Regions from separate parts of the Homo sapiens genome. Here region 2 is linked to region 1. The links are chromatin contacts, found by Hi-C in ENCODE. All regions are on one chromosome and are shown on one strand. Each heading gives the region's core, a stretch centred on a gene start or an enhancer-like site at or near the end of the contact. The rest is flanking DNA. Distances are from core to core; before and after follow the strand shown.

The links. Hi-C counts contacts between places; a loop is a spot of excess contacts on that map. Pooled maps may share reads with other maps.
Region 2: a loop to region 1 is called in a pooled map, with 4 times the contacts of the local background. The contact joins the enhancer-like site here to the promoter of ZNF326 in region 1. A Hi-C loop is called at or near these places in 1 of 37 single-sample maps with no recorded cell type and 4 of 50 pooled maps.

The regions. Positions count from the first base shown.
Region 1 is chr1:89,993,444-89,997,624 of GRCh38, forward strand. It overlaps ZNF326 (zinc finger protein 326), which reads left to right and starts at 1,667. Exons shown (of 12, transcript NM_182976.4): 1 at 1,667-1,830. The coding sequence starts at 1,815. It also overlaps the pseudogene GEMIN8P4. RefSeq lists enhancers at 1,319-1,885, 1,886-2,451, 2,333-2,382 and a silencer at 1,473-2,112.
Region 2 is chr1:89,668,217-89,672,340 of GRCh38, forward strand. The region is part of intron 1 of LRRC8C (leucine rich repeat containing 8 VRAC subunit C); the gene reads left to right. Among named protein-coding and RNA genes, the nearest start is that of LRRC8C, 37 kb to the left of the region's middle. Within about 2 kb of position 2,080, at least 4 of the 41 ENCODE cell types and tissues checked have a DNase peak (open chromatin) inside an H3K27ac peak, as active enhancers do.

The sequences.
Region 1 (4,181 bases), core at 417-2,916:
TCCACCCCGTGACAGGCCCACTGGGACTGTGGTGAACGTGCCTGTACCTCAGTACAAAGTCCCCTTTCCCTGAGAAATGTACAGAAGGAGAGATGAAGAGCGCGTATCCAAAAGGAAGAGGAAGAGGCTGGGTGCCCTGTGCCCCGAGCTCAGAACTTCGGGGGGATGACCGGCCAGTAATTAGGCTGCTTTGGATCACAGTGCTTGTCAAAGCTCAGCTGCACGTTAGCCTCCATGGCCTGGATCTTGGCGGCGCTGTCCCAGTACAAACGCTTCATTTCGGCCTGGCGCCGCTCACCAGGCCTCTCAGCTGGGGCCTCTACCGACCGGCGGGTGTTGCAGTACAGGTCGTGTTCAGCGTTCACGTAGCTGTTCAGGCGCTCCGCATCCAGCTGTTGCCGCCGCAGTAGTTCTTCTCTGTGCCTCTCTGTCTCTGCAAAGTACTGGCGGAGCTCTTCGGTGATTTCCATATTGCTCAGGTCACATGCTACCTCTGCATCTGACTCGGTCTCCATCTCTTCCTCCTTGGATAAGGCTTGGTCTTCTCTTGTGGATGCCTGGATCCTACTGCTGCCATGTGGATGTTGCCCAGACCCTCTGAAATGTGAAGAACTGCAGGGGGAGTCCTGCTAGGCCACATGATGGTCATAGAAGGACTGAGGATACGCAGCCTGGTTATCGTAAGAGCTTTGGGGAAGAAGCGCAGGAAGGAAGAACCATGGAAGACTGAAACAGGATTCCACCGCCTTCCTGTAGGCATTGTGGTGGCTTTGCATCCAAGCCATTGCTTGATGATAATGTTGCCAGTATCTTGCATATACTGGATGAGAATACCAAGGCCTGGTAGCTTTTGATGTTGATGCCTTCACCACTGCCATCTCCGATTGTGAAAGTCCAAATGGGTGCCGAAACTTGTGGGCGCGCAGCTTGCAGATCCTGGGCGGTGGCCAAGCAGGCCATGTTTTAGAATTCTTTCCAGGCGGGTCGCATTGGCTCACGCCTGTGATCCTAACACTTTGGGAGGCGGAGACGGGGCTGGGGGTGGGGGGATCGCTTGAGTCCAGGAGTTGGAGACCTGCTTGGGCAACATGGCAAAACCCCCATCTCTATAAAAATAATTTAAAAATTTTTTAAAAGAATTATTATTTCCATTTTATTTCAGTGCTTTGTCCTTTAAGAAAATTTATTGACATAGCGATAATCAGACTCCATACGCTATTTTGTATCTTGCTTTTCAAATTTGCCACAGGCTTCTAGAAACGTCCCAGACTTCTGTGTCTCCATGGAGGAAACCCCGTAAGTACTTACAAATGTTATGATTAGTCATCCCTAGCCAATACTAAGCAAAAGGTAGGCATGCGGTTTTATTAGTTTGGGCAGGAAGAAGGCATTCCAACCGGCTTCTTTCGCTCTTGCCAGGTTCAAACATGGCGGGCCGCAGCCGGCCCTTCCCGTACACTCGGCTTGCTTTCCCACAACCCCCGCCAATCTTTAGCGCTCCTTTTTTACCTTCCTTCCCCGTCAGCGGCTCCAGAGGGTCAGCACCTCCGAGCGTGACAGCGGACCTGCTTCCCGCCCCCCACGCGAGGGCCCGCCCACCAGCCCGCGTCAGCCAATAGCAGGCCGCGCCGATGGGGCTGGTAGCGCCGGTCGGCCCCGCCTCCCCAGCCTCGCTGTGGCCTGCGGCTCCCGGGCTGGTAGCGCGCCGCTCTCGGTCGCGCGGAGTGATCGTGTGGAATCGCGGGTCGCGGACGCTCGCCGCCGGCCATAGCTCAGCCTAGCGCCGCCAAGGCCGACGGCCCTCAGCCTCTGCCATGGACTTCGAGGACGGTAAGCGCTGCCTCTGGCTGGTCGGCGCAGCTGGCAGGAGGCGGGGTGGCCTACGCAGGGGGTCTGTTTACCGTCTCAAGATGGCCGTGTGGGCTTTGTTCTGCGGGCCCGGAGGCCGCCCGCCCGCCCCGGGCCCAGCGCCCGGAGTCGGCCTCTTTGGGGACCCACGCGCCCCGATTCGGCCCGCTCGGCGCCCGCTGCCGGCGGAGACAAGAGAACTCGGTGTCCGGTAGGACGCGCCTAGAGCGCGAGAGCCTCCGGGCTGGAGCCCCAGACTCGCCTTGGCCCCTGGTAGTGGAAATTGCCCCGACGTCTCCAACTTCCCGGTCTCGGGCAAACGGGCGAGTGCGGCCTCACCCACCTAGTCTCGCATTCGCCCCACAGGGCAGCGACCCAGACCGTCCGTTTAGTTAATCCTCAGCCTCGGGTTACTTCTTGCCAGATAGAATTTTCAGAGGCTTGTTCACAGTGATGTTTCTGTTTGTCCCGGTTTAAGATGAGTTGAAAGGGTGTCTGTAAGTGATATGTATAGATAAATATCTATGCAAAATGGAAAGCAAGATGTTTCCTGGTTAGTAAACTGGGGTGTTTATCACCAAAAATTACCTGCTTATTAATCCCTAACTTGAAATATTTATGTGAACCAAAGCACTTTTCTTTGGATCGTGTGTAGGTAGGATTTAAGTTAATCAGAATTTTGGCACAGCAAGCATCAAATGTCCTTCACATTTAGACCTGTACACAGCCTTGTAAGTGTTTGACTTACGGATTAAATAAACTGTATTTTAGCAATACTTTTCAGTTGTCTCAGATACTAATTCTTTAAACCACTTTTACAGGGTCACAAAGTAATATTAATTTGGTCTTCACTTTTGTTTTCAAACCTTGCTTGGAATTGGTGTCAAGATAAAGTGGTATGTAGTGACAACATTAGGGAGACATGGGAAAGGACTTATGTGATTAAACTGGATTTAATCCTGAGTAACCAGGCATGCTTAAGTAAAACCAGTTCACTAAGTAGGCTGTAAACTTTTAACCCCACCAAAAAAATGATCTTTAAATGAGGTGTGATCTCAGCATATGTCTTACTCGATGAGCTTTTGATTTTTCATAACATTTCATGCAACAAAGAATTAAAGCTTTCATATCTAGGTACAGATTTGTGAAAGGGGACTGGAATAGCCCTCTTGTAGATACTTTTCAGTTACTTTGAAATAGTAAGTTCAGCTCTTAAGAGTAGCACACTCTCGTGGTTTTGTTTGTTTTGGTTGGACTTTAACTCATTTTGATGTAGATACCTTTAAACTATGAATATTTGGGCTGGGCACGATGGCTCACACCTGTAATCTCAGCACTTTGGGAGGCGGAGGCAGAAGAATCCCTTGAACCCGGGAGGCGAAGGTTGCAGTGAGCCGAGATCGTGCCATTGCACTCTAGCCTGGGCAACAAGAGCCAAACTTCGTCTGAAAAAAAAAAAACAAAAAACCAACAACAAAACAAAAAACTATGAATATTTGAAGTGGCCAGAGTTGGGAGTGAAAATAAAAAATATATTATTGTATTTTCATGCTGTAGTTTGATGATAATGCCAACACCCAAGGTATAGCAGAGGCTAACAAAGTGGAGGTGGGGCAGTAGAAACAGTTCTTTCCACTCCCCACCCAAGGCAATAAGGGAATCCATTTCTATGGAGAATTGAAAAACAATAATAAAATGTAGTATGTCTGCTTTCTGTTATTGCCATATGCCAGAATTCTAAACAGTGTCAGTGATAGAAATTCTAAACAATATTAGTGATGAAATACGCCCTGTCTCACTGCCCAAATATACCACTGCTGTATTTGGAAGATGGAGTTTGACTAACACCATATATGAATCTATTCCTGTATAGTGTAGCAGGATTCTGTTGTATCCAGATGACCACTATATTAAATTCTGTTCTTTCAGTATATATTTGTAAAATTAACTAAAGAATTTAACAGTTGTTAAATTAGTTTTGATGAGGAAATTGGCAATATGGTTTTCAGTGATGACACATTCTGCTTGAATATAGAACACAGTCATATATGTATATGCATATGCATGTCTCAGATAAGATCTTGAAATCTTTTTTTTTTTGAGACAGAGTCTCGTTCTGTCGCCCAGGCTGGAGTGCAGTGGTGCAGTCTTGGCTCACTGCAGCCTCTGCCTCCTGGATTCAAGTGATTCTTCTGCCTCAGCCTCCCTAGTAGCTGGGACTACAGGCACGCACCACCAGGCCCGGCTAATTTTTATATTTCCAGTAGAGAAAGGGTTTCACCATATTGGACGGGCTGGTCTCGAACTCCTGACCTCGTGACCCGCCCACCTCA
Region 2 (4,124 bases), core at 830-3,329, 320 kb before region 1:
AATCACATACAGATCCCCCTAAAGGAGATTGGAACAGTGCAATATTTGGGGACTGCATTCTCCACCCAAGGATTTAGCATCAAATGAAAAACAGGTATAACCAAGAGCATAACACAAAAGAGCTTCAGTGGCTCTGGTAAAATTTTATTTTTTTAGCTATTTATTATAGAAGGATAAGTTTCACCCTAGTGACTCCTTCATGGACAGAAGCGGAATCCTTTATAACTTCTAAAAAGATCATTCCTCAGACTGGATTTCTCTCAGTGTCAGATTTTAGGCTACAGTGTTCAAGTCACAAATATGATTGCCCTGAATGCAATCCTGAAAGAGGTGAATTTCCAAATAGGTCCTTTTGCCAATGGATATCAAGTCTGAATTTCCCGTAAAGGAGATTGTTAGAGACTAAAATAATTTCCCTCTTTAAATGAAATGAGCTTGGACATTGGAATCTGAAAGCCCTGAGGTGGAATTTTTGCTATGCCCTTCACAGGCTTTCCAATCTTGGAGAAATTATTTAATCTCTCTTTGTGTGTTTCCTCTTCTGTACAGAAAAGATAATACCTACCTCGTGGATTTAATATGGAGGTTCAACAGATAACATGTTTAATGTCTGGCAGTTAGTAAGCATGATAACATTATATGTCAATTATATACCTTTTATTTCCTATTTAACCAACACAATTTTTTTGTTTCTTCTGTTTTTATAAATAATTCTATTTTAGTGTGGTACCTCAAATTAGGACAGAAGTCTCCAAACACCGATAAATTCTTATTCTCAAAAGTAAACTTCATTATTCACAATAACCAAGATGTAAAAATAACCAAAATGTCCATTGACAGATGAATAGAAAAAGAAAATGTAGTATATACACACAATGGAATACTACTCAGCCTTTAAAAAACAGGAAATTCTGCAATATGTGACAACATGGATGAATGAGGACGTTCTGATAAGTGAAATAAGCCAGTCACAGAAAGATATGTGATTCCATATGTGAAGTATCTAAAGTAGTCAAATTAATAAAATCAAAGAGAACACTGGTGGTTGCCAGGGGCTGGGGGGAGGGGAAATGGCGAGCTGTTAATACTAATCAATGGGCATAAAGTTTCTGTTTGCAACATGAGTAAGCTTTAAAGATCTGCTGTACAACATTGTACCTATAGTTACCCAAACTGTATGGTATGCTTAAAATTTTAAGCGGGTAGATCTTATATTGTGCTCTTACCAAAATAACATGTTTAAAAATCATAAAGTCATTATCATAGCTATCAAATTTGATTGTCATCTCTATTGCTAATATTAGTAGCTGTCATCTATTGAGTGCTAATTCCTGCCCAGTACCATGATTAGTGTTTGCCACTCTTACATGCTTCCCCAGCAATCCTGTGAAGCAAGATACTGTTCTTTTCCCCATTCTCAAGATGAGAAAACAGAAGGATTAAGTAAGTTTCTTGTGGTCACCCAGCTTACAAGTGACAGAGCCGGGATACAGACTCAGGCACCCTGACTTCAGTGCCATGCTCCCAACCACTATGATTCTGAAGTATTATTTTTATATTCTAGTACTATATTAATATGATTGTCTGCCCTTGAGAGGAGTCATTTATTGCCTTAATAACCAATGACAGATCTCCTCCAAAAAAGTAGAGATTGGACATGGAAAATGTAACCTAGGAGGATGTTTCTATTTCTTATGTTTGTTTCTTTTTTCTTTTGCCTTTTCCTATAATAAAACCAGATATTTGAGTGGAGATTCTATGTCATTTGCAGAAAAGTGAGTGGGTGGAAATAATCCATAATGTTTAACTTTTTTAATTATTTAAGATTATATATCACTGAAGAAAATCTCATTTGATCCCTGCAAACCCTTTCCCATTCCCCTTATTTAATTCTGTGAGTCAAAGAAAAGAAAGGTCCAGAATAGTTATTATATCAGCTTAGTTCTTATTATTAATACCATGCTTTCACTCCCTTGGATATTTTCTGTATTTAATCCGTTTACATGCTTTTTGCGTGTTGCCATAGTAAAGCTCATTCCGTGATGTGAGAGACCCTAGTGCTGAAGAAGGTTTTCTTAGCGTTAAACCTCGCATTTTCATTTCCGCATTTTATCTTGGTGTTACCAGGGCAACCCAAATAATTTCATTTTCTCTTCGAAGTTGATGCCCTTAGCCTGTTATACCCTCATGCTGACTCATTCATGTTCTTGCCATTTTTTTTCTAGTGTAATTCTGGTAACTACTTTCTTTACAACATATGTTTTCTGCTTTTCTTTCTATAATCATAGCAGCTAATGCATTGTTGGAGTAGTGGTTAAATATTTGGAGGGATTACAAATCCCACTGAAGATTGGAAAAGAGCTGTGGACTTTCTCTTCAGAAAAATGTCAATTTAAAAAATAATGAATGAAAATATTGAATATATAGAAGTTTATTCAAGTATCTCTTTACAAATCTATTTGGTTCTTAGCTTTTGAATAGCAAGTTGCAAGAGTTTATACAGCAAGGAATTTATCAAAAAAACTATCTGAATCTATTCCATCTTTAAATTTAGATTGTGAAAGTAAAGGTACCTGTTTATTTCTGTTTTCATATCTTCATCCCAGGGCAGTCCCATGCTTGGTTTTATACCCTGTTTGTCTCTGGCATGTCTCTTGGCAAACCACCTGCAGGAGTTAAAAAGCTAGTTGGTATGCATCTTTTCCAGTGCTGGCCTGGCTTATGCAAGCCCCTTGGGTTTGAATCAGTATAAAGAGCTGAAGAGCAAAGAAAGGGGATAATACATTTTTTGGTTTCCTTGTTTATAGATCTGTTACTCACATATGCTCTTTTTTTTCTTTCTTTTTATTTTTTTGAGATGGGGTCTGGCTCTGTCACCCAGGCTGGAGTGCAGTGGCTATTCATGGGTACCATCATAGCTCACTGCATCCTTAAACTCCTGGTCTCAAATGATTCTCCCACCTCAGCCACCCCAGTAGTCACATATTCTACTATAGCTTTTTATTTATCTTCTATCCCCAGTGCTTGGCACTTAGTAGTTAGGTAAAATGTGTTGAAAAAGGTTAGGGAGGGAAGAAGGTTAGAGAGGAGGAAAGGAGAAAAGGAAAGAGGAAGGGCATACTCAAGGAAGGGAAGAAAAAGAGAAAAGTGAAAAACAGATCAAAGGAGACTATCCTCTGAGCAAAGACAATCTCTGTGCATAGCTCAGAAGTCAGTTCCTAAGGAGGAATTCTAGGTGGATTTCGAGTGAGGGGCCCTCATGGCAGGCTGACACACATTTGGATAAATGCAGGAGAGTAAAGACATGGTTGACCCACATGTTGCTGCGTGTGTTCAGTCTCAGGAGATTGTTGAGCAGCCCATGACCGGTGATGACCATCCCACTGAGATTCTAACGGCCTTCAGTGCCTGTCATGAGAATTTTGTGAACTTGGTACAAACATAGGCTATTGAGCCAGATTTTAACATGGAATTAATGTGGAGGCATTAATGATGTTTACGCTGAATTAATGTGGAGGCATTGTGTGGAGGATGACCAAGTATAGGTCAGAGTCAGTTTGCATGTTCTAGAAGGCAGTTTTCTCCATTTAACAGCCACATGCAAGGTGAAGCTGTGAAGCTTTACATGAATCTGCAGAAAGCATGGGTAGATTTTCACACATACCGTACAAAACAACTTTTGGTGAATGAGTCTTGTGACTTTTTGCCAGTTCCATCTAAGAGCATGTCATGTGTTGCCCTCCTTGTCTCAGATCATCTGGACTGGCTCAGGCTACCCCTATCCTTATGTCTCTACAGATAGAAAATGACAGGGCCCAACCTTATTCAAAATAAACAGAAACAAAACATTTATGAGTAATGGATAGCAAAATGAAACATTTTAAGAGGGGAAAAACAAACAACAAAAAAAGCCATTACGTTGCAGACCCTTCACTCTGTCTGAAATGTTCTCCTGGCCTTGGCCTCCAATTTTACCTAGCTAACTGTTACTACTTATACTATACTTCATACTTCCATGCAAGCATCACTTCCTAAACCCCCAGTAGTTCAGGTCCTAACATATACTGTCAGAGTGACCTACACTTCTACTTCATCATGCTTGTCACAATTGTGATTAAATGGTT